5 separate regions of the Homo sapiens genome follow, and regions 1, 3, 4 and 5 are each linked to region 2. Evidence: chromatin loops called from intact Hi-C (ENCODE). Cell type or tissue: mammary epithelial cell. All regions are shown on one strand. Each heading gives the region's core, and the rest is flanking DNA. Links, peaks and the distances in the headings are about the cores only.

What was found. A loop is a pair of places that touch in the nucleus more often than their neighbours do. Peaks named below come from ENCODE experiments on the same cell type or tissue, not always from the same donor. Only the 100,000 strongest peaks of a DNase experiment are listed, where the experiment ranks them.
Region 1: a loop joins it to region 2, with 10 times the contacts of the local background. A loop is called at or near these places in 52 of 110 quality-filtered maps.
Region 3: a loop joins it to region 2, with 9 times the contacts of the local background. A loop is called at or near these places in 9 of 110 quality-filtered maps.
Region 4: it touches region 2 in a loop (8-fold over the local background); 4 of 110 quality-filtered maps call a loop at or near these places.
Region 5: it touches region 2 in a loop (6-fold over the local background); 52 of 110 quality-filtered maps call a loop at or near these places.

The regions. Positions count from the first base shown.
Region 1 is chr6:3,408,210-3,414,029 of GRCh38, forward strand. SLC22A23 (solute carrier family 22 member 23) reads right to left here. Exons shown (of 10, transcript NM_015482.2): 3 at 1,979-2,133. It overlaps LOC105374890 (a long non-coding RNA gene), which reads left to right and starts at 2,491. Exons shown (of 3, transcript XR_926397.3): 1 at 2,491-2,702. RefSeq lists silencers at 1,558-1,778, 4,826-5,120, enhancers at 2,450-2,594, 5,178-5,677 and a cis regulatory region at 2,515-2,528. In mammary epithelial cell, for the core only: a CTCF peak has its summit at 2,881 (motif pointing right); no DNase peak of the experiment used is centred there.
Region 2 is chr6:3,729,901-3,735,720 of GRCh38, forward strand. All of the region lies in intron 3 of PXDC1 (PX domain containing 1), which reads right to left. Among named protein-coding and RNA genes, the nearest start is that of PXDC1, 19 kb to the right of the region's middle. RefSeq lists a silencer at 2,455-2,749. In mammary epithelial cell, for the core only: a CTCF peak has its summit at 2,827 (motif pointing left); a DNase peak (open chromatin) is centred at 2,721.
Region 3 is chr6:3,515,020-3,520,839 of GRCh38, forward strand. No RefSeq gene overlaps it. Among named protein-coding and RNA genes, the nearest start is that of SLC22A23, 61 kb to the left of the region's middle. In mammary epithelial cell, for the core only: no CTCF peak of the experiment used is centred there; DNase peaks (open chromatin) are centred at 2,492 and 3,462; H3K27ac peaks cover 1,906 bases.
Region 4 is chr6:3,610,138-3,615,957 of GRCh38, forward strand. The region is part of intron 3 of LOC100507336 (a long non-coding RNA gene); the gene reads right to left. Among named protein-coding and RNA genes, the nearest start is that of PXDC1, 140 kb to the right of the region's middle. In mammary epithelial cell, for the core only: no CTCF peak of the experiment used is centred there; DNase peaks (open chromatin) are centred at 304, 2,314 and 2,704; H3K27ac peaks cover 1,006 bases.
Region 5 is chr6:3,400,146-3,405,965 of GRCh38, forward strand. All of the region lies in intron 3 of SLC22A23 (solute carrier family 22 member 23), which reads right to left. Among named protein-coding and RNA genes, the nearest start is that of SLC22A23, 54 kb to the right of the region's middle. In mammary epithelial cell, for the core only: a CTCF peak has its summit at 2,636; DNase peaks (open chromatin) are centred at 2,706 and 3,206; H3K27ac peaks cover 1,651 bases.

The sequences.
Region 1 (5,820 bases), core at 243-5,242, 320 kb before region 2:
GACTGGAGGGAAGCAATCTCCTAGGGTAAGTACTTTCTTTGAATGGTTCTGAAGTAGAAGAGAACCTTCTGCTATAAACAGCTCACTATGTAATCTAATGAAAACACATCTTCAACATAATATTTTGTAGTAAATATAACAACTGGCTTCAGAGGTCAATGGCATGATGTCACAGTGCAAGTCAGTAAAACAATTCTATGAATATGTGAGGTGGAAACAATGCCGTTCAGGTACAATTCACTCCTGGTCTGGCTTCATTCATGGATAGTCTCTCCAGATGGCAAATGCCAGTTACACAGGTAGCCCTTCCCTACCCTCCTTCCTTGACACTGGCAGACATGGCTAATGGATCAAGGTGTTCTCTTCTGCTGAGCCCCAAAGTCTCCTCAGAAGTCTTCTCCCCATTCTCTGGCAGCTTCAGCCAGTCATTAGTAATTGGCATGCAAGATAAAACCAATACACCATCTTTGCGGTAAGGTAATTTTCCATGAACACTCTCTTGCCTGGGGGTGGTGAGGCTGAGGTTATATTCTCTGCAGAGCTCCTGAAGCACAGCTATTCCATTTTGTCCTAGTGCAGAGCTGTCCCCTTTTATGACCATCCACGTGAGAGGACTGGACTGCCCTCCCCCTGTGAGAATGGAAGCCTGACAAGGACGGCTGCCCAGAGCAAGGGTCCCGGCGCACTTGCACACATGTGGGCCAAGGGATTGCCTGAGGGCAGGACCAGGAGGCTTCTCCAGAAAAGTGCTTAGACCTGTTCCTCTGCACAGACTGTCAGGGGTCAGGGCCATAGACAACGGCACAGGCATTTTGCCTGGGGAGGTTCAAGCCCAATACTCGCATTATTTATTCAAAGAAACAAGTTCCCCAAACACCATCACCCAGGCCCACTCATCTTGTCATGCATATCTTCCTAAAGAACTTCCCAAGAGACAAGGGTTCTAAGACAAATGCAAGTAAACTGGAAAAGGTGATTTCTAAGAAACTACAATTCAGTTAAACATTGATGACAAAACGGCCAACTACGGATCTAGAAGAATATACCGGTAGCCTTTTTCTGTGTCTGCTCCTTCCTGTGACAATAAAACTATGTCCTGAATGGATTATATTTCTAGTGGAACAAAAATTTTAGCTATCTAAAAGAAGTCTTTAATATGCAAATTTAAGAGAATTAGAACTATTCTTATGTTGTCACACTGGAAATTGCTACTTAATCTATACCTGACTCCTGTGCGTGTGGTCAAAGAAAGAGAAAAAGACAAAATACATGGTAAATCTTACAGTATTCCCAACAGATCTTTCCACAAAGTGACTAAAAAGTATAAAGCCAGTAAATAAGTAAAATAACCACGCCTAAAACTCTTCTTCTCCTTATGGGTGTGTGGTTGTGTTCTAGCAAACACCACCTACAAATAAGTGAAACCTAACTATATTCAGCAGAGTTAATACAGCCAACAGACAAGATAGATCAATGAAAGAAATGTCTCACCCTCCTAAAAAGACCAAATACTAGCTAATGCTGTCATTTACTTTTCCAGTACCAATGCTTAGGTCTCAGTTCCAGACCACTTAAGGACACAACTGTGGACATGAGAATGTGGAAAGTTTGGATTCTGTGTGGATACCCAATTATGCACCAGATAGAAGCACACAGGATGTCAATGCAGACAATTCTGAAGAAAACCGAAAGCCTCTCCATATCAGGAAAGAACCGATCGCCACTCCTCCAAGCAGTTACGCAACCTCCCGTGTCCTTTGATGTGCACTGAGCCCGAGCTGGAGATCAGGATTGAGTGAAATGTTTCACGGCATCACCTGAAAAGCCTCTTTCACAACACTTGAGGCCTTTAATGTTTGTGTTTCCACAAAACTGCCAGCCCACACGAGCAGCATGCACAGTATCTTTCCCAGAACCTCCCAGGCAACAATACTTTTGCTAAATTCTTTCAAGACTAGTCGTGAAGGCTCCTACTTACGTAAAGCATACAAGGTGAGAATGATTCCAGCCAGGCAAAATCCTTCAAAGAACCTGAGTGTGCTGAACATTGTCACATTCACTGACAGTGCCACAGTCAGTCCAAAGATCAGAATGAAGATGATGGAAAACAGCAGCACAGGCCGCCGGCCGACCCTGCATATGGAGAGGGAAAAAGTTAGGAATCATTGTGAAACAAGACAATGACGCTAGATGCTGAAACCCGGTGTCCAGCAGGCACTCAATATATGTTGAATGAGTACTGGGTAAAAAGTCCTGTGCCATCTATACCCACTTCACTAGATCCTAGGCTACTATGGGTAAAAAGGGAGATTTAGCCCAACCCCCTAATTCTCGAGATAAGGGAGCAGAGATCAACCAATTACAGAGTAAGAGAATTCAGACTTGAGCCCAATTCCTGTTGCTGAGTCTATTTCTGAGTGTATAGTGATATAATTCAAGGCAAGGGGAACAAAATTAATAATTCTCCAAACAGGAACCTTGATACACCCAGCATAAAAAGTCTTGAGAAATCGTTGACCTTTGGGATTGGATCAAAAGTCAACATGGTCACCAAGCAAAGCGGCTTTGTTTCCTCTCCCCAGGTTGTTAACTAAGTCAGATACCTGATCCTACACACAGCCTATCCGAGCCAGGGCCAAGCCATCTGTCAATTTGTTTCAGCTACACGACGAGAAGTAATTTTTAAGGGATCACACACTAAGGTAAGACAGCGTGAACTTTAAATGCCCAGTGACCTGATAGTGAGCTGACAGTGCAGCCCCTCGGCTGGACTGAGAGGCAGGGAGCCCAGGCTGTGATGATTCTCTGGAAACGGCCACAGATACCCTCAATTCGTGGGTTCTGGAGCTGGCCAGTTTCAGATCAGTGACCACTAGGGGGCGATGTGCTTCTAGAGTGCCTGGGAGGACAGTAGAGGGTGGTCCACAAGAATGGGGAAGTCACCAGTTCCTGTGGCCCCATGCTAACTTTCCATCTTTCCTTGATTAACCGATTAGAAATAAAATGGCAACAATAACTCTCCATCAAACACGATTGGCTTGGTCTAAAGGATAACTCAGAGAAATGGGGGCAGAGTGGATGCTATTTGCCAGGAGAAAAAAGGGGGAAAAATCCAGACCTCCTGTCCCCAGTACCACAAAGGGTAGCTGAGGGGCTCGAACTGTCCTAGACGTGTTAATTACAAGACATCTACATGCAAGTAAAATGCCCAGAAAAGACAAATATACAGAAACAGAAAGTAGATTTGTGGTTGTCCAGGACTGGGGGGTGATGTTTCCATCATCCTTTGAGGGGATGGGAATGTTTTAAATTCAGAGTGTGGTGATGGCTGTACAACTCTGCAAATATACTAAAACTCATTCCATTGTGCACTTAAAATGGGTGGGTTTTATGGGATGCAAATTATATGTCAATAAAACTTCAAAAAAAAAAATTAAGGCATGGCCTTACCCTATAGAGATAGATGGAATTTTAAGAAAATACAGGGAAAGGAACAACAGGATGAAATTACACTCAGAACTTTTAGTTCTAACCATTCCCATCAGTCACTTTGGTTTAGTGAAACAAGGCCAAGGCTAGGAGCTCAATGTAAGTCAATAATCTCACCTGGAGATTTTAGCCATTACTTTCCCTTGTCCAGTGCTGGGATCAGGAAGCCCTTACCAGCAAAGACTGTGTAGCTGATTTTGTCCAAATCTAACTCATTGACAAAAATAAATTTAAAATACAGCTTTAGTCATTCTCCTAAAATGAAGAAAAATGAACTAACTCTAACATTTTGCATTACCCTTGACTTTCCTGGTCTGTGAAATGGGGATAAGCATCCCACATTGTGGAGTGTTGAGATCCTTCACTAGGGGGGATGATGGGCACAGATGCAACGCCTGGCGCAGAGGAAATAATGCAATGTTGTAGTGCTCATTCCTTCCTGCGTTTCCACGTCCCTGATGCCTACCAAACATGGTTTGCTCTGTTCTGATATTTTAGAAAAGATGTTCGATTTTTTTAAGCGTGCTGCCTCCCGAAAAATGGTGGCTAAAATCAACAAGTAAAACTTATCAAGGTCTACAGGGCAAACACTGTCTTTGAAGTCAGAGTGTGTTGGTTCTGAATCCAGGATCACCACTTCTGAACTATGTGACCTTGAGTAAGACCAGGCTTGTTCAAACGAGCCTGGAGTTCCCTTTGGTAAGGGCCAATTAATGTCTGCTTCATAATGTTATCGACAGGAGTGGATATGAACAAATGCTTCAGCAAGCGTTCAATACATGTTAGTTACAAGCATGGATGGTTCTCCTAGAAACTGGCTCCCAGGGCAGAACCCTCTCAGAGAGGACTGATAAAGCCACAGTCCTTGTCCGTAATGCAGAGGACTTTATCACTTAGGATCTGTGGTGGGCAGAACAATGGTCCTCAAATCTGTCCATGTCCTAATCCTCAGAACCTGTGAGTATTTTACCTTTCATGGCAAAAGGAATTCTGAAGATGAGATTAAGCTTAAGGACCCTGAGATGAGGTGACTTTCCAGGTAGGTCCAATCTAATGACAAGGAAAACCTCCCCTGGCTCCAGGGAACCAGAGAGGTAGTGGTGTGAGAAGGACTTGACTTGACATTGCTGGCTCTGAAGACGGAGGATGGGGCCATGAGCCATGGAATGCAGGTGGCCTTTAGAAGCTAGAAAAAGCAGGGGAGCAGATTATCTCCTGGGTCTTGCAAAAAGGCATGCAGCCCTGCTGACACCCCGACTTTAGACCAGTGAGACCTTTGTTGGACTTGTGAACTGCAGAGCTGGAAGATCATTCATGTGGGCTTTGGAAGCCACCAAGCAGGTAGCAATTTGTAACAGCAGCCATAGAGAACCGACACAGGGTCTCAACAGGAAACAGAGGTCCCACTCAAATGAAGTGACTGGAGGAGATGGTAATAAAGGGATTATTTACAGAAGAGTAAACAAGCTGAGAGGGAACCCACAACAGACGGTGTTTGACCTTGCGGCTCTCGACAGCAGGGAGTAGGGGAAGGATGGTCCTGGCCCCAGAGAGAAAGAGGTGCTGTGTGGAGGTCATGGACAGGAGGTGGCTGGCCCCTCCAACCTGGCAGAGAGCAAGCTGGGCATACAAGTGCCTGACCTCACTCTCTTCTCCCCTGAGGATCTACAGCTGGTGCTCCCCACTGGCCACACTCGGCCAGGAGCTGGCGGGCAAGGGGTCCTCTGTGGAAGCCCATACTGGCCAGCTTCCCAGGGCAGGCTGGGGAAGGGGGCAGAGGGCTGCTGCAGTAACAAACACAGCGAAGAAGTGAGCGCATCCCTGGGGCCACTGGCCATCGGCCCTCCCACCCACCTGAGCTAGCAGATTCTATACCAATACCCAGTGAACATCCCCAGACAAAACTTGGTGTCAAAAATGTAACTTTTTGAAGAAAGAAGTGTACTACTTAAATGTTACTAAATGCTGACTGCAGCCTTAGGAAGCATATTGTATGACTTGATCCACTTCCCCTGCAGCCATGAAACAGGGCCCATAGCCGAGAGGTCTGGAGTTCCCTTTAAATGGGTTTATTTCCTTTTAAGCAAGGCTCAAGCAGGGAGTCAAATGCCAGAAAATGGAGTTGGAAAATACCAAGCTTTCAAACTGAAAGGGAAGGCCACTCAAAATGTTCAAAAACTACCACTCAGGCAGCCTGCCCCTGATTCCCGGGGCACCCCCTCAATCTTGCCCATCTGAGGAGGAACCTCAGAAAAGCAACTGCAGAGAAATGGTTTGCGATGTCAGACTTCTGGTTACTCTAAGAGCAAGACCCAAACTCTTTTGTCCTCA
Region 2 (5,820 bases), core at 283-5,282:
ATTCTGAAGAGTTACTTTACATGCCTAATCTTTCTTAAATGTGAAATTTGGAGCTCTATAAAACGGAGTCATTACCAGTCCCCCAAAAAATAGATTTGTAAGCAATCCTTCCTTAATTGCCTGTGACAAGGAGCCTCATGCACATACATGTGGTTTAATTATTTGCAAGGCTGGCTGGGCCCTGAAGGACACTAAGGTATGTCTGGTGCCTCCTGCATGGACCTTGCTGTCTCAGGCCCGGCCCAGAGAGGGACTTCGCTTAGACTCTCACATTTCACTAAAGATGGTCCCTGAGAAGCTCCGGTTCCCTCCTGGATCCCACCTCTGCTGTCAGCCCCAGAACCTCGAAAAACCTAGGGGCAAGCCAGCAGGCTACACAGCTGGCAGGTGTGCAGCAACCTCTGGAACATTTATTCCCAACACGGGTTCAGAAAGGGATGGTTTATTGAAAAGCAAATTGTCTTAAAACCTAGGGAAGTGTGCACAGCTTTTATACGCCTGTGCCAGGTGAAAATGGAGCACAGATTCTCTAACAGTTTACATTTTTATTTACTTGGTCACTTTAACAAACAAGTCCTAAGAAAAGCTGTAGAAATTAGAACACGTCCACAGTTTAAAAAAAAAAAAAGAAGAAAAAACATTTAGCTGTAGCAAGCCTCTAATTGTAGGGACCACTGGTTTAAGGAGATCTTCTTGCTAAGCCTGTAGCCTGTGCCCCGTTTCAACCACGGACAGCAGATATTTACATGGGAGTTGACCTCCCAGGTCAGTTTTCACAAGACGATGGTATAGACCATGAACTTGTACCTTCAGGCAAAAGGCTGCATTGAGATTCATTGCTACGGGACCAGGGAGCCTGACTTGTAACAAAATCCACTGATAACTTGCCATGTGCCTTCGGCCAGAGCACTAGCAAGCATGGCGTGTCTCAGTGTGGAATGCTGGCTCCTCAGGAGGCACGAGCAGGTAGGAAAGCATGCAGACTGCAGCTGGGGAAGGCTCTGCTACTTATGCCTGGAGAGCAGGTTACTTCTTGCTCAGTTTCTTCATCTGTACAATGGAAATAAAGGTATCCATTCCAAAGGCCATTGTGCAGACTAACTTGAGATGATGTATGTAAAGAATCTAGCAAATACTGAGGGCTCAATAAAGAGTCCTGAGTGATCTATCATGATCATTCAGTGCCCTTTTATTAATTGCCTAACTGGGCTACCCCTATTTAGTAAAAATAAGGTTGACATTATACAGAAGCCAGATTAATGAAAAACAGTGTTCTATTTCCAGGCCCCCTAAACCTAAATAATCAGATTTTGTGGCTGAAATTGATGAGTCCAAACAGCCGTATCAAGGCTGAGGTCCGCATTTCCTCACAGCTATTATGATCATTGTTAGTAATGTCCTCAGATCTGTTATGATGTAAATAAAAAAGAACGGAAGAAAATGCTGTCATTCAAGAAAAATTATAGCATCTGAGCCTCTCTTCAAACATACAGTGTGAATGTCTTAGAAGTCAGCTTAGTATCTATAGCAAGAATCTTTGACCAATGTAGCCATTTTAATCACATACATGACTGATTCCATGAAATAGTTGACTTTCAAGCTATTTTTTTACACTCATATTTTTCCAAATGAAAGCAGCCCTGCTCTTCCATGGAAACTGACATTGGCACAATTCTGTTAACTAAATGAAAGACCTCCTTCACTTGAATTTCAACAGTCTTTCCACCAACGTTCCTCTTTTCCGTGGGGGCCCCAATCCAGGATCTCTTGCTGCAATGAGTTGCTCTGTCTTGGTCTTCTGCGACCTCTGACAGTTCCTCCATCGTTCCTTGTCCCTCATGACCGTAGCACTCTTAGAGAGGACTGAGCTATTTTAGCAAATGTCCCTCGATTTGGGTTTGTTGGCAGTTTCAGAGTGATTCGATTGAGGTGATGCATTTTTGGCAGGAACCCTACACAGTGACGCTGCATGAGACCTGGAGTGGCATATGGGGGTGGGGCTGAGGCTGACAGGTCCTGCTGCTGCTGAGGCTGCTGTGGAGTGCCTGGTGAGGAGGCTTCTGCCAGCTGTTTCCACAGCGAAGTTACCACCTTTCCCTTTGTAGTTAATTGAAGGAGGATGCCTTGCAGCTATGCAAATCCTGTTTCTCCTCAGTTTCACTCACAAATCTTTGCATCTATCAATCAATGGATCTTTTTTGCAACAATTACCAATGTGTCTGTTTGCCTGATGGCAATTTTTCTGTTTTTTAGATGCAGCTATGTTTTCATAGCCCCACAAACGTCACAACCCCTCACTTCAATAACTCTATTCCTTTTCTCAGCAGACACGCGGTCTCAGCCGTGAAAGCATTCATACTCTAGCCTTCCTCCCTTTCACCTCCTCTCTCCCACTGTATTTCCCATGTACTCCAGCAACGGAACAAAACCCAAAGCAGTGCCCTTGTATTAACTGGCTAGCTGGGCTACCCCTACATAGTGAAACTAAGGTTGAGATTGGCCAGAAGCCAGATTAATGAAAAATAAAATTGTGATTCATTTCCAGGCCTCTTAAACCTGAATGGTCAGATTTTGTGGCTGAGATTGATGAGTCCAAGTTGCCAGATCGAAGCTGAGGTTTGCATTTCCTTTTACATTGCACAGCTGCAGCCATGAGGCAGAACGCTCTAAATTCTTGCTTTCTTACATTTGATAAGCATTGGGACAAAGAATGATTAAGGCTGTACTGGTTGGAAGCACTGCCAAGGGATGCAGTCCATCCTGACTGTCCTCACCGTGGCCCCAGGATGTGGAAACAGTCGCCGCGCCTGCTAGCGCCGGGCGCCATCTAGTGGAGCTCCTGACAACTAAACGATCCTAGAAAAGCCAAGGTACTCAGCACCTGCAGGTCCCCATCCCCAGCCTACATCATGAGAGCAGAGACAGTCAGTGCCTGTTCCCCATGGCACCACCTCCCTACACGTATGTCAGTGGCATAAGAAATGGAGGAGGAGGGTGGATGTGGGCTCTCGGCCGGGAATGAATGGAATTAACCAGGACAGCAGTGGACAGGCAGGTTTGCACGAAGGACCCTGCAGGGCCACAGTCCATGCAACGGCTGGCCAGTCCCCTGCAGGAGGCTGAGGCTCTGGAGTGGAGGTGACAACATCAAAAGGCTAGCGTGGGCTAGGCTCTGAATGCCCAGAATGACCAAGAACTTGGGCTTGATGGTGAGAGTGAGCTTTTAAGACAGTTAATAAGCCTCAGAGGTCAGAGCTTTGGGATGACTGGCTCAGTCCTCGGGTTCATATCCTGGAGAAAGGGGGACGCATGAGAGAAAGCCGTGTGGACAGTCTCAGGTGATGCCAGGACTCTCTGGACCCCGCGCCTCAGCCTGGGGAGCCACAGATCCAGAAACATGCCAAATATGGGACCAAGACTGAGAACATGGTGTGCCTATGTGTGAGCCATTTTCTCAAAGGGATGTTGGGGCTATTTATTGTCAATAGTAATTTCATTAAAAAACACTCCTGAAGGGAGGTATCTGCCATGGTGTGCGTGGGTGTACCGCCTCGCCACCGGCAGGCACAACTGCTCTAGATTAAGAAGCTCCCTTAGACACAGTGAGGGGCGAGCTAGACCGGGAACAGAGATCGGAAGGTCTGGGGGGTTCAGAGAAAGAAAACCAGACTCGGTGACCGGCAGAGAAGAGGAAGAGGAGGAAACACTCAGAGCACTTGAGACCCTCGGCTCTGCAAGGCTGCAAGAGGCCATACCGCCTGCCGCCTCCTGCAGCAACACCTCCGGGCCCCCAGACTTTGCACTGAGACTGTTAGCCACTGGCTGGTGCAGACTCCATGGTTACGCAGCCCCAGATGTTAGAACGTGTTCTGTGCTGAGCCAAAGTCGCCCACAGTTACTTCTACCCACAGGCCTAGTGCCAGCCCCCACCTGACCCCTTCCCATGGCAGCCCGCCAACATCTGAAGGTGGCATCCCCTTCCTCCTAGCTGCTCTTCCACATTTCCTCCCATTCTTCTGACCCCTGCCCACCAGACACTCTTCTCTGGATGTAATAATTCATCTTGCTGCATCCCGGGGACAGTCTTGACTTGCATAAGGAGGCCAGGACCCCTGCCTTCCTAGACCTGGACACTGCACCCCCATCACACACGGAAGGCCACAGACAGCCGTGGCTGAAACCTGTCCTCAGCCCTTGCAAAAAGGCAAAGAAAACATACTTTCAATGGCAACATGAGACTCTACGTTTCTCCCTGTTAAATTTCGTCTCACTATGCTCGCCCCTTAGGGTCCACGTGGGCCATGTGTTCATACACATCGCTGATAGAGACGGGAGGCCAGGGCAGGCTGAAGCATGTGCCGGGCACTGTGCCTCAGGAGCTTCTCCATCAGAGGTGGCTCCAGGCCTCTAATCTATCCCTCTCACTCGGGGGCCAGCACCTCCCATAAGGCAAGGCACTAAGAGGACTCTGCTGCTCCTTGATCTCTGGGTTGCCCAAACAGAGCAAAACAAACCAAAACAGAGACACTGGTGCTAGGACTCTCCCCACTCAGACTAAAGAACCAGGCTTCCCCATGCTCTGCACTACAAAATGCAAAACCCAGAGCAATAGACAATTAGGACTCCAGAGCCCTCTGTGAGCCCTCTGAGATGAGGATCCATAGACACCCAGCCAGGAAAAAGGACCCAGTCATCCTCACTCTCCCATAAAGGTTCTGGAGACCCAGTGCCAGCTAAAAAGGGGCTCCTGTACTCACTGCTCTTGTCTAAAGGCACATAGGAAGGTATCTTAGGGAGATATCAAAAGCAGCATACCACCCAAAGTGATCTACAAATTCATCGCAATCCCCATCAAAATACAAATGACATTCTTCACAGGAATAGAAAAAAAAATCAATCCTAGGCCGGGCGCAGTGGCTAATACCTATAATCCCAGCACTTTGGGAGGCTAAGGCAGATGGATTGCTTGAGCTCAGGAGTTTCAGACCAGCTTGGGAAACATGGCAAAACCTCATCTCTACAAAAAATACAAAAACTAGCCTGGCATGATGGGATACGCCTGTAGTCCCAGCTACTTGGGAGGCTGAGGCAGGAGGATCACTTGAGCTGTAACTGCACCACCGCACTCCAGCCTGGGCAACAGAGGGAGACCCTGTCTCAAAACAAAACAAAACCAACAAACAAAACAACAACAACAAAAATGAGCAAAACAATCCTAAAATGTATATGGAACCAAAAAAGATGCCAAATAGCCAAAGCAATCTTGAGCAAAGCCAGAGGCATCACACTACACAATTTCAAAATATACGACAGAGCTACAGTAAACAAAACAGCATGGTACTGGCATAAAAAGACACATAGACCAATGGAACAGAATAGAGAACACAGAAATAAATCGATATACTTACAGCCAACTGATTTTTGACAAAGGTGCCAAGAACACACAACGGAAACCACCAAAGTGTCTAGCTACCAATGAATGAGTAAAGGAAATGTGGTACATATGCACAACGGAATACTATTCAGCCATTAAAAAGAATGAAATGCTGTCATTTGTGGCAACATGAATGAGCCTGCAGGCATTACGTTAAGTGAAATAAGCTAGGCACAGAAAGACAAATGTCACAAGATCTCACCCATATTTGGAACCTAGAGAAGGGGAGATCATAGAAGCAGCAAGTAGAACAGTGGTTACCAGAGGCTGGGGAGGGGCCAGCGGTGGACAGGGAAAGGCTGGTCAGTGAGCACGAAGTGACAGTGGGAGGAATAAGCTCTGCTGTACTACTGCACAGTAAGGTGACAAGGGTTAACAGTACTGCC
Region 3 (5,820 bases), core at 459-5,458, 210 kb before region 2:
GGAGACCTGCAGTCGCATGGAAGGAAGGCAGAGTCTCAGGGCAAGGGGTGCCCAGCGAGCCTGACGCTGGGGGTGCAAGGAAGCCAAGCATCGGAGGTGACTCCAAGTTCTGGACACAGGGACGGGGAAAAAAGTGTCATTATCGAAGATGGGGTATACATCTTGGGAAAAGGCTGACTTCTATGTATGTATGTATGTATGTATGTATGTATGTATGTATATATATTTGAGATGGAGTCTTGCTCTGTCGCCAGGCTGGAGTGCAGTGGCACAATCTCGGCTTAATGCAACCTCCACCTTCCGGGTACAAGCGATTCTCCTGCCTCAGCCTCCCAAGTAGCTGGGACTACAGGCGCACACATCACGCACGCCCAGCTAATTTTTGTATTTTTAGTAGAGATGGGGTTTTACCATGTGGGCCAGGATGGTCTCGATCTCCCGACCTCATGATCCTCCCATTTTGGCCTCCCAAAGCTCTGGGATTACAGGTGTGAGCTACTGTGCCCGGCCCACTTAGTTATTTTAAGATAGGGTCTTGCTCTGTTGTCCGAGCTGGAGTGCAATGGTGCTATCATAGCTCACTGCAACCTCGACCTTCTAGGCTCAAGTGATCCTCCTGCCTCAGCCTCCTGAGTAGCTAGGACTCCAGGTGTGTGAAATCATACCCAGATAATTTTTAAATTTTTAGTAGAGATGGGTCTCACTATATTACCCCAGCTAGTCTGCAACTCCTGACCTCAAGTGGTCCTCCCACCTTGGTTTCCCAAAGTGCTGGGATTACAGGTGTGAGCCACTGTGCCAGACTTTTACTTTTAATATTTGCAATGTTAGCATCTGAAAGCTGACTAAGCTTGTTTTCCTAGTGTGAAATTCAGGATTTATAAATTCAAATAGACTTATGAAACAAATATATGATGTATAGAATTTGTCACTGCTAACTTCTAACTGAATAAATCATTGGCTTCCTTGGTAATTGTCTGTAATTAGCAAGATTATAAATCTAAATAATGTGGAAGTTCCCCCTCACCACACACACACACACACACACGTGTGCACCTGTGCATAGTGTCTAGAATTTGTTACCAAGTTGTAATATTCAGACTGCTGAGAATTATGGCAGGATTAAACAATGCTGAGAAGGCACAGGGAGTCTGCTCTGACCTGTATAGATGTTTGATCAATTAGAGCTCTGTCAGATGGAAGGGCGGATCCCAGAGGAGGGGAGCTCTCTCTCCTGGTCTGTTCAAGGTTTGACAGTGGAGATTGGGACACAGGCTGCATAAATGAGCAGACTGCCACTAAGGTGACTCAGCTTTGAGGTCACAGTCCTGTGATTTCCCAGCTTTAAAGTCAGTGCCTCGGACTCCCTATCATCTTCCCTGCTCCCCATGATCTCCCCCGCTCCCCATCGTCTCCCCCCAGTCTCCATCATCTCCCCCGCTCCCTATCATCTTCCCTGCTCCCTATCATCTCCCCCACTCTCCATCATCTCCTCTGCTCCCCATCATCTCCCCCGCTCCCCATCATCTCCCCCGCTCTCATCTCCCCACTCCCCATCATCTCCCCAACTCTTCATCATCTCCCCACTCCCCATCATCTACCCACTCTCCATCATCTCCCCCCTCCCCATCATCTCCCCGGCTCCCCATCATCTCCTTGGCTCCCCGTCATCTCCCCCACTCCCCATCATCTCCCCCACTCTCCATCATCTTCCCGCTCCCCATCATCTCCCCCACTCCCCATCATCTCCCCTGCTCCCCATCATCTCCCCTGCTCTCATCTCCCCACTCCCCATCATCTCCCCCACTCTTCGTCATCTCCCCACTCCCCATCATCTCCCCACTCTCCATCATCTCCCCCCTCCCCATCATCTCCCCGGCTCCCCGTCATCTCCCTGGCTCCCCGTCATCTCCCCCACTCCCCATCATCTCCCCCACTCTCCATCATCTCCCCCACTCTCCATCATCTCCCCCACTCTCCATCATCTCCCCACTCCCCATCATCTCCCCCACTCTCCATCATCTCCCCCGCTCCCCATCATCTCCCCCGCTCCCCAACATCTCCCCCACTCCCCATCATCAGCCCCACTCTCCATCACCTCCCCTGCTCCCCAACATCTCCCCCCCTCCCCATCATCTCCCCCGCTCTTCATCATCTCCCCACTCCCCATCATCTCCCCACTCTCCATCATCTCCCCCCTCCCCATCATCTCCCCGGCTCCCCGTCATCTCCCCCACTCCCCATCATCAGCCCCACTCTCCATCACCTCCCCCGCTCCCCAACATCTCCCCCACTCCCCATCATCTCCCCCACTCTCCATCATCTCCTTCCGCTCTCTCAACCACCTCTCTGCAGTGGTTCACTGCAGGCCAGCGGAGTGGAATTCATGGATGCTGAGGGAGCAAGTGTGTCTGCAGAGATTTCCTTGAGGTCAAAATACATGCTTTTAGGAGAAGTCACGTTGCTTTTGCAACCCAGTGTTTCACAATGCCACATTGCTCATTACCTTTTCAAAATCTCCCTGTATGAAGCTGTTATTTTTTTTTTCTGTCCTCTGCCACTGAGCTGTCATAGAAAGGCATTATGAGAGCTAATCCCTGTAATCCCCAGGGAATTGTCCGTTATGAAGCTCCGTCCAGGTCTATCTTGCTGTCTTTCCCTGGCTTACCCAGAGCACCTGCCTTGGTGTAATCCTCCATCGCTGCCACATGGAAGTGTTTTTTCCCTTCCTAAACAAGTTCCTCTTCTGGTATGGCTGTCAGTGGACCCTGACACAGCCTTTTGGAGCAAAGCACTTGACGGTGTCCAGAATTCACATGGTAGCACACAGGTTGCACTTCCAGGAGGCAAGGAGGTAGCTCTTGACCAGAACCCTGGAACTCTGCTCTCCCAGGTGACCTTGGGGAGCCATAGCCCATCTCGGGCATCCCTGTCTCCTCTTTAGAGAGAGAAATTGAACACAGTGATCTCTGAGGTCTAAGCAGCTCTAAACCTCTGTCTTGGACAGCTAGGACAGAATTTAAATGAGCATTTATTGTTTTTCACCCACCTAGTTCTTCTAGTTAGGTTACAGAATAAGGCAATTAAGCCAAACCTGGACCCGGGCAGTGCCAGCCTGGGGCTGCAGCTGTCTTTAGTGTGTAGCCTGGCTCTAGACCTGGCCCCCGAGCAGCTGCTTCTTGACACTTCCAAAGGACAGCGCTGTTCTGTGCCCCTCCCAAAGGTGGTCCTGCAGGACCCCAAGCCTATGTGAATTTCTCTCCATAACTCGCAGGGTGGCAGGGCACAGCACAGGACCCACACGCCACCTGGGGAAGAGGAAATAGGAAACTGACCACGGCAAAAATGAACAAGAGCCAAGGATACACCAAGCTGCATTTCCAGCCAGAGGGAACGTTTGGCCTGGGATGGGCTCTGTGGATGAGTCAGCACGGGAGCGGCAAACGCGGCCTGGCAGGCCCTGGGCCTGTTATGGAGAATGTTGAATGCCCTGGGGCGCAAATGAGAGAGAAGGATGGGGAAGAGAGAGAGGCTTGCACACCAGACAGAGGCAGAGAAAGAGGCAAGAGGCATATGGCCCTGATTTTCCCTGCCAAGAGCCTGATAGTAAGAGCTAAGGCCAGTCTTCAGGTGTGCACGTTGTTTTTTCACTAAACCCTGAGTCACTGCTGCTGCCCTCCAATACGCTGGAGGTGATCGGGCATGGGAGGAGCAGGGAGGATGGGGAGGTGCAAAGCTGATGGGCTATGGACCCTTCAGCACACCCGCACACAGCTGTCAGCAGCAGCACTCATTCCTTTCTGAGCCAGGCTGCGTTCATCAGCAACCACTGTGTCCTTTGCAGGGAAAGGAGCTGAGCCCAGGGAGCTGGCAGATGCTCTCCTCAGATTTTCACCAGCAGATCCCGTTGTCTAAGGACAAAATTACTATTTTGCCAGAGTATACGGCTTTAAAGCAGAGGGCTTTAAATACATTCCAGACAGAAAGAAGGAATTCATTTTCCCCTTCAGTACAGGATCAGCTCATCTGAGGACAAGTGTGCCCTCTCCTCCTCAGCTATGTCTGGAATTAATCTCCCAGAGTTAGACTGTTTGGTGCAAAAGAGAAATGAAAAAATGCAGTCCTAGGATGTTTAACTCAACAGGTGCGAGATTCTGAAGGGGTCTGGACATGTCTGCTCTGTGTAATTAGCAAGAAAATAGTCCAGTTTAGCAAGCATTTATTAAACAGAAACTGTGTGCCAGGCCAATTGCTGGAGCTTTCAAACTCACTAAGACTGACATGATCATATGCTTTCTGATGATTTTGGTGGTTTTCAGAAAGAAAGTGAATGTTGTAATTGCTTCGTTGAGCAACTGCTTAAATAGTCACTATAGCCTCTAAAAGAATAAAAATCATTACATTTAAATTTTATTTATTTTGTAAAAGACCAAAAATAAACCGAAGCTGTTGAGCCTTAAGTGAATGTTTCTTTACCACAAAGGATATTATTTCTCTAAGGGTAAGGAAAGAGATTGCAGATAACATGAACAGGTTGGGATTTTATATATGCATGCATGCACATACACATACAATATGCATCTCAATTTTAGAACAAAGCAATTGTCTCTTTCCAAAGAAAGAAGAGGATACTGGCATTCTCATGTGGCTTTCATTTCCCCTCCTCTTCGTCTCAATTTTAGTAAGTTATGTTAGAGTTGGTTGGACTGAATCCCCCAAAAAGGTTTTCTCAAATTCTAGTCCCGAGACCTGTGAATGTGGTCTTATTTGGAAAATAGGGTCTTTGCAGAAGTCCTTGAGTTAAGATGAGGTCAGGCTGGATTGAGGTGAGACCTAAATTAGTGACTGATGTTCTCATAAGAGCAAAGTTTGAACACAGATACACAGAGGAAAGAAAGCCACATGAAGACAAAGGGATGTTGGAGTGATGCAGCTACAAGCCAAGGAATGCCAAGCATTGCCAGCAACTGCTGGAAGCTGGGAGAGAGACCTGGAACAGATTCTTCCTTGGAGCCTCCAGAAGGAACCAACTCAGCCGACACCTTGATCTGCCTTCCAGCCTCCAGAGCTGTGAGACAATAAATTTCTGTTGCTTTAAAACTAGCTAGTCTGCGGTGCTTTGTTATGGCAGCCCTAGGGAACGAAAACAGACATTTTCACATTGACCAGGTTTATGTGACTGATCACATTCCGTTTGAGAGCTATAATTCTTATTGGCGTGTAACATATGTTGTATATTTCAATAGATTCATTGCTCACCACCTGTTTCCTTAGGTCTACAGTCTCCCTTTTCCTCCTCCCCACTCCCTTCCTCGCTCCCTCCTTTCCTCCCTCTGTCCCTTCCTTCCTTCTTCCCTTTCCTTGGCTATATGTTTGCATAATTGCTCAGCCATTCTTTGCATCTAACATATGCTTGGGTAGCTCTCCCCAGACATTCTGTCTGCTCTGAGTTAGAGTAATTTGACATGACTCCTTCGAGGCCAAGCTGTTTTTCTCTATGAGCAGTCTGAAGACTGTTTCCCTTTCTGTTGGCTTAGGGGATTGCAAAGATAAAAGGAAAGAATTCAGTCACTCTGATTTGATATATTTGTTGGTCTATCTGGACTTTCTTTCATGAAAGGAAATTTTGTTAAGTGTCCAGTACTAGGACCAGCTCTGTCTTGCCCAAGGGCAGACCCCATTCCCATGGGGAAACTGGAGGGTTCAGATCTCTTCCCTGATGCAACTACTTAGTCCTCACAGGGGATTCCCCAGCTCCTTGGTCAGAAGAGGAGTGAAAGAAAGCTCTCCTCTGAGCTTGGCCCTCAGGGTTTGGAGGGT
Region 4 (5,820 bases), core at 211-5,210, 120 kb before region 2:
CCTTTAGAGCACAAATGCAGTCAGGGAAACAGCAAACCTGCGCTCCCTGCTCCCATCAGATGCATTTCCTTCTGGCTTCCCCCAGTGCAATGACGAGGGAAGACATTCTCCTCCTCCCATGGTGTTCTGGCAGATTAAGCTGAATAGCTCCATGTGGGTATTAAGTACAGGTTCTAACATCATTTAATTCCACTTCCTTTTGACTGAAACAAGTTCCCAGCTCATACTCGCCCTTATCCCTTGAGGCAGCAAAGCAAGTCATAAATAATCACGGTAATAATGCCATGTAAACACTTTCACTGGGAAGATGGAGGCGCTGGTTTTGAATCTCCAGGATACAGAAGATTATATACAAGTGATGATTCATATTTGCCTCAGCCCCAACAGGAGAAACTCCTTCGCCTGCTCCCCCTACCATGGAGGCCTTGCAGAGTGGGAGAGCTGGTTTTCCAAACACTGTCTTAAAGAGAGAGCATCCATTTGTTTCCTGAAGTTAAAACAGTTCTCTTTGGGAACAGTTTGATTCAGTCTTGATTCTCCCTCTTCATCATGAGATGCCTTAAAAAATTCTTCCTACTATTAGACAATTTTTTTTTTTTTGGAGATGGAGTCTCACTCTGTCGCCCAGGCTGGAGTGCAGTGGCGCGATCTTGGCTCACTGCAAGCTCTGCCTCCCGGGTTCACGCCATTCTCCTGCCTCTATTAGACAATTTATTCTGTGAGGACAGGGATCATGTCGGTCTGTTCAGCATTAAATCCCCAATACCAGCCATGCAGCAGGTGATCAGGAAAGAAGAAATCTTGAATGTTGTTAAGTTCTGATAAAACAAACCAAAACAAGGAGCAGAGACTGACCTAGTGATTGAGTGAAAGAGGTTAAGGCTCAAACTCACAGGACTGAGAACAGAACCTTCCCCACCTCTCTGAGTCCAAGCTGCCTCTCCCAGAGCTTCAGAGCCCTCCTTGCACAAGCCCGTCCCGCAGCTGACATTCGAGACACTTGTTTTTTTCATGTCTAGAATATGATAAGACAGGCATCAGAGGCAATTAGAATCAAGACGAGGAGAGTGTTCTAGGCAATAAGGACAGCCCATAAGACACTAAATAATGATTCTTTGCACTTCCATGGCACCTTTCGTCTGAGGATTTCAACGTGGATTTTAATTTTAATCACATTTCCACGATGAGGCTTCTTATTAGAGATGGAGAACTAGACCTTTGCACCTGGTGCTATACAGACACTTCACACTCAACATATTCCCAACAAAAGTCATGATCTTTTCCCCACACCTCTTCCCTTCTCTGTGTTCTCCTTCTTGGCAAAGGGCACCCTCATCCACCAGGTCCTCAGGGCTGATACCTAGACGCCATTCTAGCCTTCCAGCTCTCTCTCCCCTCCCTTACTGAGGAAAATTGTCCACTATGTCCCACCTCCCAAATGCTTCCCAGGTTCCTCTTGAGTCCAGCCCCCAACCCTGGTCCTTGGATATTTTCCTAAAGGGCAAATCCCATAATGCTGATTCCTGTCTTAAAATCCTTCAAAAGTTCTCTATTGTGAATAAATTCAAACCCTTTATTGCACCATGCAAGTCTTTTCATGACTGGTCTCTGCCTATCTCATTTTTTTATACTTTTTTTTTTTAAGACTGAGTCTCATTTGGTTGCACAGGCTGGAGTGCAGTGGCACAATCTCGGCTCACTGCAACCTCTGCCTCCCGGGTTCAAGCGATTCTCCTGCCTCAGCCTCCTGAGTAGCGGGGACTACAGGCATGCACCACCACGCCCAGCTGATTTTTTTGTATTTTTTGTAGAAATAGGGTTTCGCCATGTTGGCCAGGCTGGTCTCGAACTCCTGACCTCATGATCTGCCCGTCTCAGCCTCCCAAAGCGCTGGGATTACAGGCGTGAGCCACTGCACCCGGCCTCTCATTTTCATCTGCTGCCACCTCATCCCTCAGCTGTTCTCCCACAGCACCCACGTGCGTGTGTGCGCACACATTTACACACTTGCACATACACACCTATGCCACAAGGTGCAGGCCTGCAGTTCCCTAAACTCCCCATACTGTTTCAAGCCTCCATGCCTTTCTACCTATTATTATTCCCCACTTATTTTCCCCATGGAAAACTGCTGCCCATCTTGTAGGACACAGCTCAAGTGAAATTTCCTCTACAAAGCCTCCTATCTCACTAGGAAAAATGGGTCATTTTCTTTTGCACCACCCACATAATGTGAGCTTGTTTCATTTCTACTGCTCACCATGCTGTGTGGCAATGGTTGAGTTACAGCCACAGCCTCATTAGACGGACGCATTCTTTGAGAGCAAGTCATATTCATCTTTATATCCCCAGCACCTAGTGCAATTCTTGGCATACAGCAGGGGCTCCATCGGTGTCTAATGAACTTTTCAACAAATCAGTGAGTCCCTTCCAAAGCTGAGCCAAAGGGAGATTAAACACCTCCCTCCAAGGACAGAGACAAATGGATGGATTGCAGCCAAGAGTAATAAATTATAGCCTGAGTTTAGCCTATCCAGCCACTTATTGAAAGATGAAAATCTGTTCTTTATGTAACTTCAAACCAACACCTGCAGGAGTGATAGCTGAAAGAACTTGTACCAAACCGGATAACAATGTTTCAAAATGCTGGTGGAGGAGGGGAAAGTGTCAGGACAACCTTGTGAATCACTGGGTCTCACAGTATCTTTTGACAAAGGAAGATGCCAAAATATTTACAAACCCGTAAGTTATGCTCTAGTCTCGCAACCAGCAACTTGTAAAAATAGATGACTCATCCACAGGGAAGCTTAATGGCATGGACTGAATTCATCACCTGCTGGGCCAGAGCGATGAGCAGTAATGGCAGATTTTATGAAGAGGCAGTTTGGAGGGCGAGTGGCCTGCTGGTAAGTAACAGAGGCAGAAAATCGGGGAATAAGGATGTTGTTCATTGTATTTGTTGACAGGCAAACAGGGCAGAATAAGAAGCTTCTTTGACTCTCGAATTTTAGCACTAGAAGAAATAGTGAGGATTATATATTTCAGAAGTTCTCACCCAGGATATCAGAACACATTCAGAGTCCTGATCCCAGTTATGAGAAAGGGCCACCTTCGACTACAAATTAGAAATTGCATTTTCTACCAGAACATTAAACGACAAAGGCTGTCTACACTGGGATGTATCAGTGGAAGTGTCTCCAATGTCAACATGGGTCATAGCAGAAGAAACATGGAAAACCACTACATCTTTAGTCCAATTACTTCGTTGTAAGAAGGAACAAGTTAAGGGCCAAATTTAAAGTGACTTATCCAGGAAATAATAGATGCTGGCGAGGCTGTGGAGAAGCAGGAATGCATTTACACTGTTGGTGGGAGTGTAAATTAGTTCAACCAATGTGGAAGACAGTGTGGCGATTCCTTAAGGATCTAGAACCAGAAATACCATTTGACCCAGCAATCCCATTACTGGGTATATACCCAAAGGATGATAAATCTTTCCACTCTAAAGACACATGCACACGTATGTTTATTGCAGTAATACTTACAATAGCAAAGACTTGGAACCAACCCAAATGCCCATCAGTGATAGACTGGATAAAGAAAATGCAGCACATATACACCATGGAATACTATGCAGCTATAAAAAAGAATGAGTTCATGTCCAGGGACATGGATGAAGCTGGAAGCCATCATTCTCAGCAAACTAACACAAGAACAGAAAACCAAACACCACATGTTCTCACTCATAAGTGGGAGTTGAACAATGAGAACACATGGACACAGGGAGGGGAACATCACATACCAGGGCCTGTCAGGGGTTGAGGGGCAAGGGGAGGGAGGGCATTAGGACAAATACCTAATGCATGTGGGGCTTAAAACCTAGATGATGGGTTGACGGGTGCAGCAAACCACCATGGCACATGTATACCTATGTAAGAAACCTGCACGTTCTGCACATGAATCCCGGAACTTAAAGTAAAATTAAAAAATAAAAAATAAAAAAATAACGTGACTTATCTATTGTCACACTCCTCGCAGACCAGGGCTAAGACCAGGACCTCATCTCCTGACTTGTAGCCTCAGGACTCTTTTTGCTTCTCTGGCTGATTTCTGCATTGCTTTTGCCAGCGTTCCACGGCTGTGATATGGACCACCTTGCATTTTAACAACGTTCCAAAACTTTTGCAGGTGGGACGGTAGGAGTTGGAATCTCCAAGTTTCCTTTAGAGCCTAGCTACTTTCTGTGCTACTTTTATAACATTAATTATTAGTTTTTGTGTAATTATTATCATTAGGATAAAAAACTTTAACCTACAGGTATAATATTAATACATCTAAAATAGTGGTTCTCAACTGGGGGTAATTTTCCCACCCCATCTCCCCAGGAACAATTTGTCAATGTGCAGAGACATTTTTGAGGTGTCACAACTCAGGGGGAGAAGTGCTGCTGGCATCTGGTAGTGACCAGGGATCTTGCTGACCATTCTACAGGGCACAGGACAGCCTCACAGCAGAGAAGGATCCAGCCCCAAATGTTAATAGTGCTAATACTGAAAAATCCACTTCTAAAACAAGTGTCAGCTGAGCGTGATAGTGCACACCTGTAAGCCCAGCACTTCGGGAGGCCAGGGCAGGAGGATTGGTTGAGCCTAGGAGTTCAAGATTAGCCTGGGCAGCAAAGGGAGACTCTGTCTCTATAAAAAATTTTTAAAATATCAAAATTTTTAATACTACAAGCACATGCCTGTAGTCCAGGGAGGAATGCTTGAGTTCAGGAGGTGAGGCTACAGTGAGCCGTGATCACACCACTGCACTTTAGCCTGGGCAACAGAGAAAGATTTCGAAGAAAGGGAAGGGGAGGGGAGGGGAGGAGAGGAAGGAAAGGAAGGAAAGAAGGAAGGAAGGAAGGAAAGGAGGGGAGGGGAGGGAAGGGGAGGGGAAGAAAGGAAAGAAAGGAAGAAAGGAAGAAAGAAAGGAAAGAAAGAAACCAAGAAAAAAGAGAGGAAGGAAAGAAAGAAAAAGAAAAAAGAAAAGAAAAGAAAGAAAGAAAAAGACAAGTGCCCTGTACTAAAACAGGACTCTCCTGGGTGGTTCCATTGGCTTAGGAAAGAGCTCCTTCTCTAAATAGACCCAACCTTTCCAGACATATTGTCCAGAGAAAAGTATTTCAGAGAAAGTTTCCTTCGGCATCAATTCTCCCAAGCCGTAAGCTCATTTGGAGGGATGGAGGTAGGTGTGAGGCCAATGGCAGTGCCTGTCTTCAGCAACAAGTCCCCAAATCACAGAAGAACCCAGACCAGCAGGAGAAATTTGAGGAGAGCAGAAGATGAGACTGTGCGTAATTGAAGAAGAAAAACCTCAGAGCCTCCAGAAGGCCCAACTCCTCGCAGGGCCATGGCTTAGAAGGGAAAGGTGAGGATGTGAAAGGGCTGAGACTGCGGTATTTCTTGGTGCAGGCTTTGGTCTGGTGAAAACCATTATTTGACCACATCTTCTCACAGTTGTCCCCGAGGCTGGACAGATGGGGGACTCTGAGAGTCATCCCCAGGATCTACGGTTGTGTTAATGTGGAAGCTGCTGATATATCGTAGGTGGCACTGTACACATTTACTGCCACCTAAAGGGATCCCGTATCATTTTCCCTTTGCCTCTCAGCATTTTTACCCTCAGGATTTGCAATCCCAAAATCAAGGACTGTGGAATTCATTCCCTTGACAGAGCCTATGACAGAGCCCTGCTGGCACACATATTATATGTGTGATAACGATGGTGATGAGGAGGATGAGGAGGATGATGTCGAATAGAAATGCACCTTCTTGA
Region 5 (5,820 bases), core at 275-5,274, 330 kb before region 2:
GGGATTACAGGCATGAGCCACCGCGCCCCGCCCATGATTGCATTTTAAAATGAATTTTAAAAGCTCTGAATGGATGCTATAAGAGAGGTAATTTATTAAGCTGACCACTGGAAAAACAATTATGAAGCAGATTCTTGCCCCCACCCACCAGTTATTCTGCTATTCTAAGCTACCAGACAGCCACAGTCCAAAGTTCCCAAGCTTGCTGCGAGCCCAGAGATTCCCTCACATGAGTGGGCCTCGTGGAAGAGGAAAGGGCCGATTATTTCAGGGCAGTAATGGTGCTTGCAGTAGGATGGTATCTCAGGGCAGCTCTGGTGCTTGCAGTAGGATGGTGGCCATCACGTCACAAACATGCAAATGTCCACCAACACTTCCCTGGAACTTCATGGTTTTACAGATGACAATCACGTTCATCTGGTCAGCCACCTGCCCAATCTTTCCTAGGTGAGGAAACTGACTTTGAGTAGTCAGCTACCTTGTTAAAGGTCACAACTGGCAAGTGGGGGGCTTGGCTTCCAATCCAAGCCTGGATTCCACCCAAGCATCTTCTCAACTGTTTCCGTGTGATCACACGCACGTGTGTGCACTTGGGTGTGTGTTGATGAGAAAGAGGGTGGGGATATGGCAAGTCTTCACACACTGCCTTTCAGTATGGACACTGGAACATCAGAACAAAACTGCATCTCTAACTCAACTCAATTGTACTAAATGTAACTGAATATCCAGTTATTGAGTCACGGGAATATCATGTTTCAGGTGACTTTAAGCAAAAATAGGCATTACCGACTTGCCTTCCAATTCCATTTTTTTCTGCTCAATAATAATGAACATCTAACACTCTAAAAAACATTGTCTTGCACAACAATGGAAATATATCACTAAATTGTGCACACTTAAAAATGGCTGCAATGGGACAGGCATGGTGGCTCATGCCTGTAATCCCAGCACTTCGGGAGGCCGAGGTGGGTGGATCACTTGAGGTAAGGAGTTTGAGACCAGCCTGGCCAACATGGCAAAACCCCGTCTCTACTAAAAATACAAAAATTAGCCGGGCGTGGTGGCGCCTGTAGTCCCAGTCACTTGGGAGGCTGAGGCGGGAGAATCGCTTGAACCTGGGAGATGGAGGTTGTAGTGAGCCGAGATTGTGCCGCTGCACTCTAGCCTGGGCAACAGAGTGAGATTCCATCTCAAAACAAAAACAAAAACAAAAAACAAAACACAAAACAAAAAAGGCTGAAATGGTAAACTGTATGTAATGTATATTTTGCCACAGTAAAAAAAAAATATAACTTTCTTTCTAAAATACTTGGCATAGGACAAGACAGTGCTTCTCTGAGGCATACATAAATTAAAACCTATGCTCGAAATAATTCACATTACATTAATCACTACATGGAATTAAAGTTGCTTTGCCACACTTACCTCTGACCTACTGGGCAATCTTTGCTATGCCCAAAGGACATTTTTCAATGTCCTGCATCACTTGACTCTGCTGTCAGCCCCTTCCTTGGCTCCCTGGTAACCAGCCTGGTCTGACTCTCCACTGACCACACAGTCGGTTCCTCCCTGTCTCTCTCCACTGGTTCTTCTACCTCCACCCATTTGTTGCTCAGCTACAGAGCCCCTGGGTGAGCTCAGCTCTGGTAACCTTTAGTTGCTACCTTCATCCTGAGGACACGGGGGCCTTGCTCCTGAACTTCTGAATAACAAATCTCCTGGCAAATCAATCCTCTCAGATGCCCTAAGTCTCCATCAGCTTACCAGGTCTGAAACAGAGGTCATCATCTTCCCCTGTCAGACTCATGGGAGGAAGGGAGTGGTCGGTAGCTTCAGACTCTACAGGATTTGGAATCAGAGTAGAATGCTTGGGCTGAATCCCTTTTATCACCATTCAGAGAAAAATCCCCTCTCCAGGTATCCAGGCAAGTCCCCTGGCCCTCCTTCACCCTTCTCCCCATTCCTCAGTCATTGAGGCTGTGATTCTGCATCCTCAGTGTCTCTCCTGCCCCATGGCCATGGCCCTCATTCGGGCTCTTCTTCCTCGCCTCACTACCACAGCAGCCTCCCAGCTCCTAGCTTGGCCTTCTTTTCCTCTTTGGCCTGCTCACACTGCAGCCTGAGACATTTCTCCAAAACATGCATCTAAGGCTTATCTTTCTCAATTGAGATCCTTCAGTGGCCTGCCACTACCTTAAGGTCATGGAGGATAGGTCTGTGTGTGTTGTTCCATCCTCCTTCCTTGGCTTTGTTATTCATAATTTAGATTCCGACCCCAATCACCAACACTACCCAGAGTGCACTAGGCTCTAGCTAAGCCCTAATCACCCACACTACCCAGAGTGCACTAGGCCCCAGCCAACCCCAATCATCCACACTACACAGAGTGCACTAGGCTGCAGCCCACTCCAATCATCCACACTACCCAGAGTGCACTAGGCTCCAGCCAACCCCAATCACCTATACTACCCAGAGTACACTAGGCTCTTCTAGGATCTAAGCACCCACTGCAAATAGCAAACACCTATTCTCCCTGACCCCACAGAACTCACAGCTCAGGAGTCTCCTCTGGTGCTCACTGTCCCAGCAGGGTGTGTCTCTGCCTCTTCACTCACTAAACTCTGAGTGCGCTAGAGGGCAGGAGCACGTACTTGCCTCTATGTCCTCAACACTCAACAATGGCAAGGGTTTAGTATGTAATCAAGGAACCAACTGTCCATCCCCTGGCACCCGACAGGTCCTCACATGTTCATGGAGCAAATGAGCAAAGGAGAAAATTGTGCTTCCGGGCAGGTCATGAAAAACTAAAACTTAAACTCTTTGTAGCAGAGCCTATCTGGCAGGATGCGCTGATTTGAGAAACAGTTGTTGACAACAAACTTTCATGGCTCTGCACCATTTGAGTTATATTTCTCTCTGTGCTCTCAGCCAAGAGTCTGTCTTTTCAATAACAGCAAGTCTTGGCAAACCAGTAATGATTTTGCTTCCCACTAGATACATTTGGATGTTTTCAAGAAGCCTAATGTTTTGCTTTTTTTTTTTTTACTTGTTTTCAAGGTGACTGATTTATTTCCTCTTTTAATTTGCTTTTAAGAACATAAAACAAAACAAAGTCAGCCCAGTATTGCTCTCTTACACTCCTGAACAATTTTTTCTGGTCGACTCAGCTTTTAGCTTCAGGTCCCATCCTGTCTGTCCAGGTGTGGAAAAAAAAAAAACTCCCAGGGAGTGTAATAGGATTCCAGCCAGCAAACATGTGGTAAGAGAGGCGAATGGAGCAAGCAGGAAAGGATTTCCAGCAGGGGCCAGCAAGGGCAAGGTTGTTGACATGAGGGCAGGGTCTGGAACCCTGGGGAAAGGGAAGCTGTTAACCATTAATCTTACCCTATCACAGCATCTCTTCCCAGCTCACTTTATAGATCGGCACTGGCGCAGCAGCCACACAGCGAGGAAGGATGGAAGTCCAACAACACTAGGTACTAGTGTGGACTTGAGACTGGCACATCTAGGGGGGTAAGAGGAAGCACCCCTGGTTTCACTGCCCCCACTCCCACCCCAAGAAATCTTCAACACTGAAGGAGGCTAATGGCTAAGAATTCAAAAGCCATAGAATTCTAAAACTGGAAGTTACGTTGAAGCTCAATAGTTTTCCATTTGTTTTGTTTTCCATTCATTTTCTCCACGAGTTATCCCAGGAAGCGATCGCACAGCTACACAAAACTTGGTTTAAATCTCATCCCTTACTTTATAGAGAGGGAGACACAAGCTCAGAGAGATCTCACAATCTGTCACGGTCACCGTCAGTCAACTGTGGAGTCTGCAATCCAGCTCAGATCTCCTGATTTTCAGATCTTTTCAGTTCCCCTTTTAGAGTAGTGAACAGCTTTGTTTCAAATGAAGCACAGACACACTACTGAAATTCCAGTCTGGAAAAAACCTAGTCCGTAAGGTTTTGACGCACAGTTTAAGAACAGCCTCCCCTGTGTGGAAAAGCATCCAAATACTCTAATTTTAAAATGCCCAGATATCTCCGAGTATTTGCTACTATTTTCCTCTGATTTGGACATAGATCTACCTTCACCAAATTCAAAACACCAAAAGATATATGCACTGGAAAGCCTATCTGTACATTTAGGCAATAGCTACATGTTTTCTTGCACAGACTTCTGGACAGAAGACTGGGCAGATGGGTCTCAGTGATGCCACTGGCCGCTTATTCTTTCTCTGTCCTCACATTTCCATTTTTAATATGCAGGTGAGATGATATATCCTTACATGCCCTAGAGACATTTGCATTTTTTCCAGAGAAATGTCTATAGAAAGAAAAGTCCAGGTTTTGGCGAACATATAGGTAGAGATAGAGAGAAAGGCCTGAGTAAATTTTTATTTGAAGGACTGGCACAATTTTGAGAAAAATCAGTCTTCAGTGGCATGTTGTGGCTCCCTGCTGGATGGCTCACCCCTCCAGGCTCTGACCCATGACCAGTGGCCCTGCCTAACTGGCCACCACAGCATTCTCGCCTTCCCAGGGGTTGGAACTGCCTCACCAGATGCTTCTATTCTTACTTACCCTGCAGTGAGCCCAGAAGCTCTGACTGCTCAGAGGTGGGATAAGGGAAGACAGTGGGGTACAGAGCAAATGCCCTGTTACTTTTTGCTTAGAAATTTACTCCTTTGCTTTTCGCAGTTTGCCCGCAGGGTTAGTAATGTGTTTCCAGTGAAGAAAATGACCAATGGAGAGACCTCAATCTGCTCCGATTTCCCTGTTGTGCCCATCTGAACCTCAGTAAAATCAAAATTCCTTTGAAGCTTAAAAAAAAAAAAAGATTTGTCGGCCAGGTGCGGTGGCTCATGCCTGTAATCCTGGCACTTTGGGAGGCCGAGGCGGGCGGATCACGAGGTCAGGAGATCGAGACCAGCCTGGCCAACATAGTGAAACCCTGTCTCTACTAAAAATACAAAAAAATTAGTTGGATGTGGTGGTGGGTGCCTGTAATCCTAGCTACTTGGGAGGGTGAGGCAGGAGAATCACTTGAACCTGGGGGGCGGAGGTTGTAGCGAGCTGAGATGGCACCACTGCACACCAGCCCAGGCGACAGTGCGAGACTGTCTCAAAAAATTTAAAAAAAAAAAAAGTTTGTCAAAGGCCTTCGGTAAACTCTGACTCATTTCCTTGGTGGAAATAGCCTTGTGAGTGGAGTTGGTCCCACCAGGAGAAGGGCTTTTTGCCCTGAGAACTTGCTGCTACTGGGAAGGCCCACGTATCTGAAGATGGGGAAACCGGGTGGAGACAAAGAGACGACCGAGCACGTATTCATGCGAAACTTTCCCTTCACCCAAATGCAGAGCAAATGTTTGCTCCCCAGAAGCCCACAAGGTAGCTGAAGCCATTTCTAGTTGACATCGGCAATCTCCATTCTCTTCATTCCACACTTTGACAACTCACTCTGTGGAGCCATTTGGCTCAGTCAAATTTTTTTTTTTTTTTTTTACATATATAGCATAGTGCTGATGCTTAAAGATCCTGTTGACTGAAATAAGTTGCAAGGAATATTAGTTCAGGGAAATATCAAAGTGTAAAAATATATGGGATAGTGAGAAAGAAAAAGCCATCCAACACCAGCACATTAGAAATTACTCAATCACTTCTGTCATGTGAAAAAGGGATCAGCACCCCACCCAGAGCAAACTCAAACTCTGAGTCTATTACCAGTTAAGTCAAGACTTGGCTTCTATTTTTGCAAAGTAATCAGTAACTGAGTCAGCTGTGAAATTCCTGGTTGCTCCTTGATCTTGTGTAACATTTATCCAATCATTTAG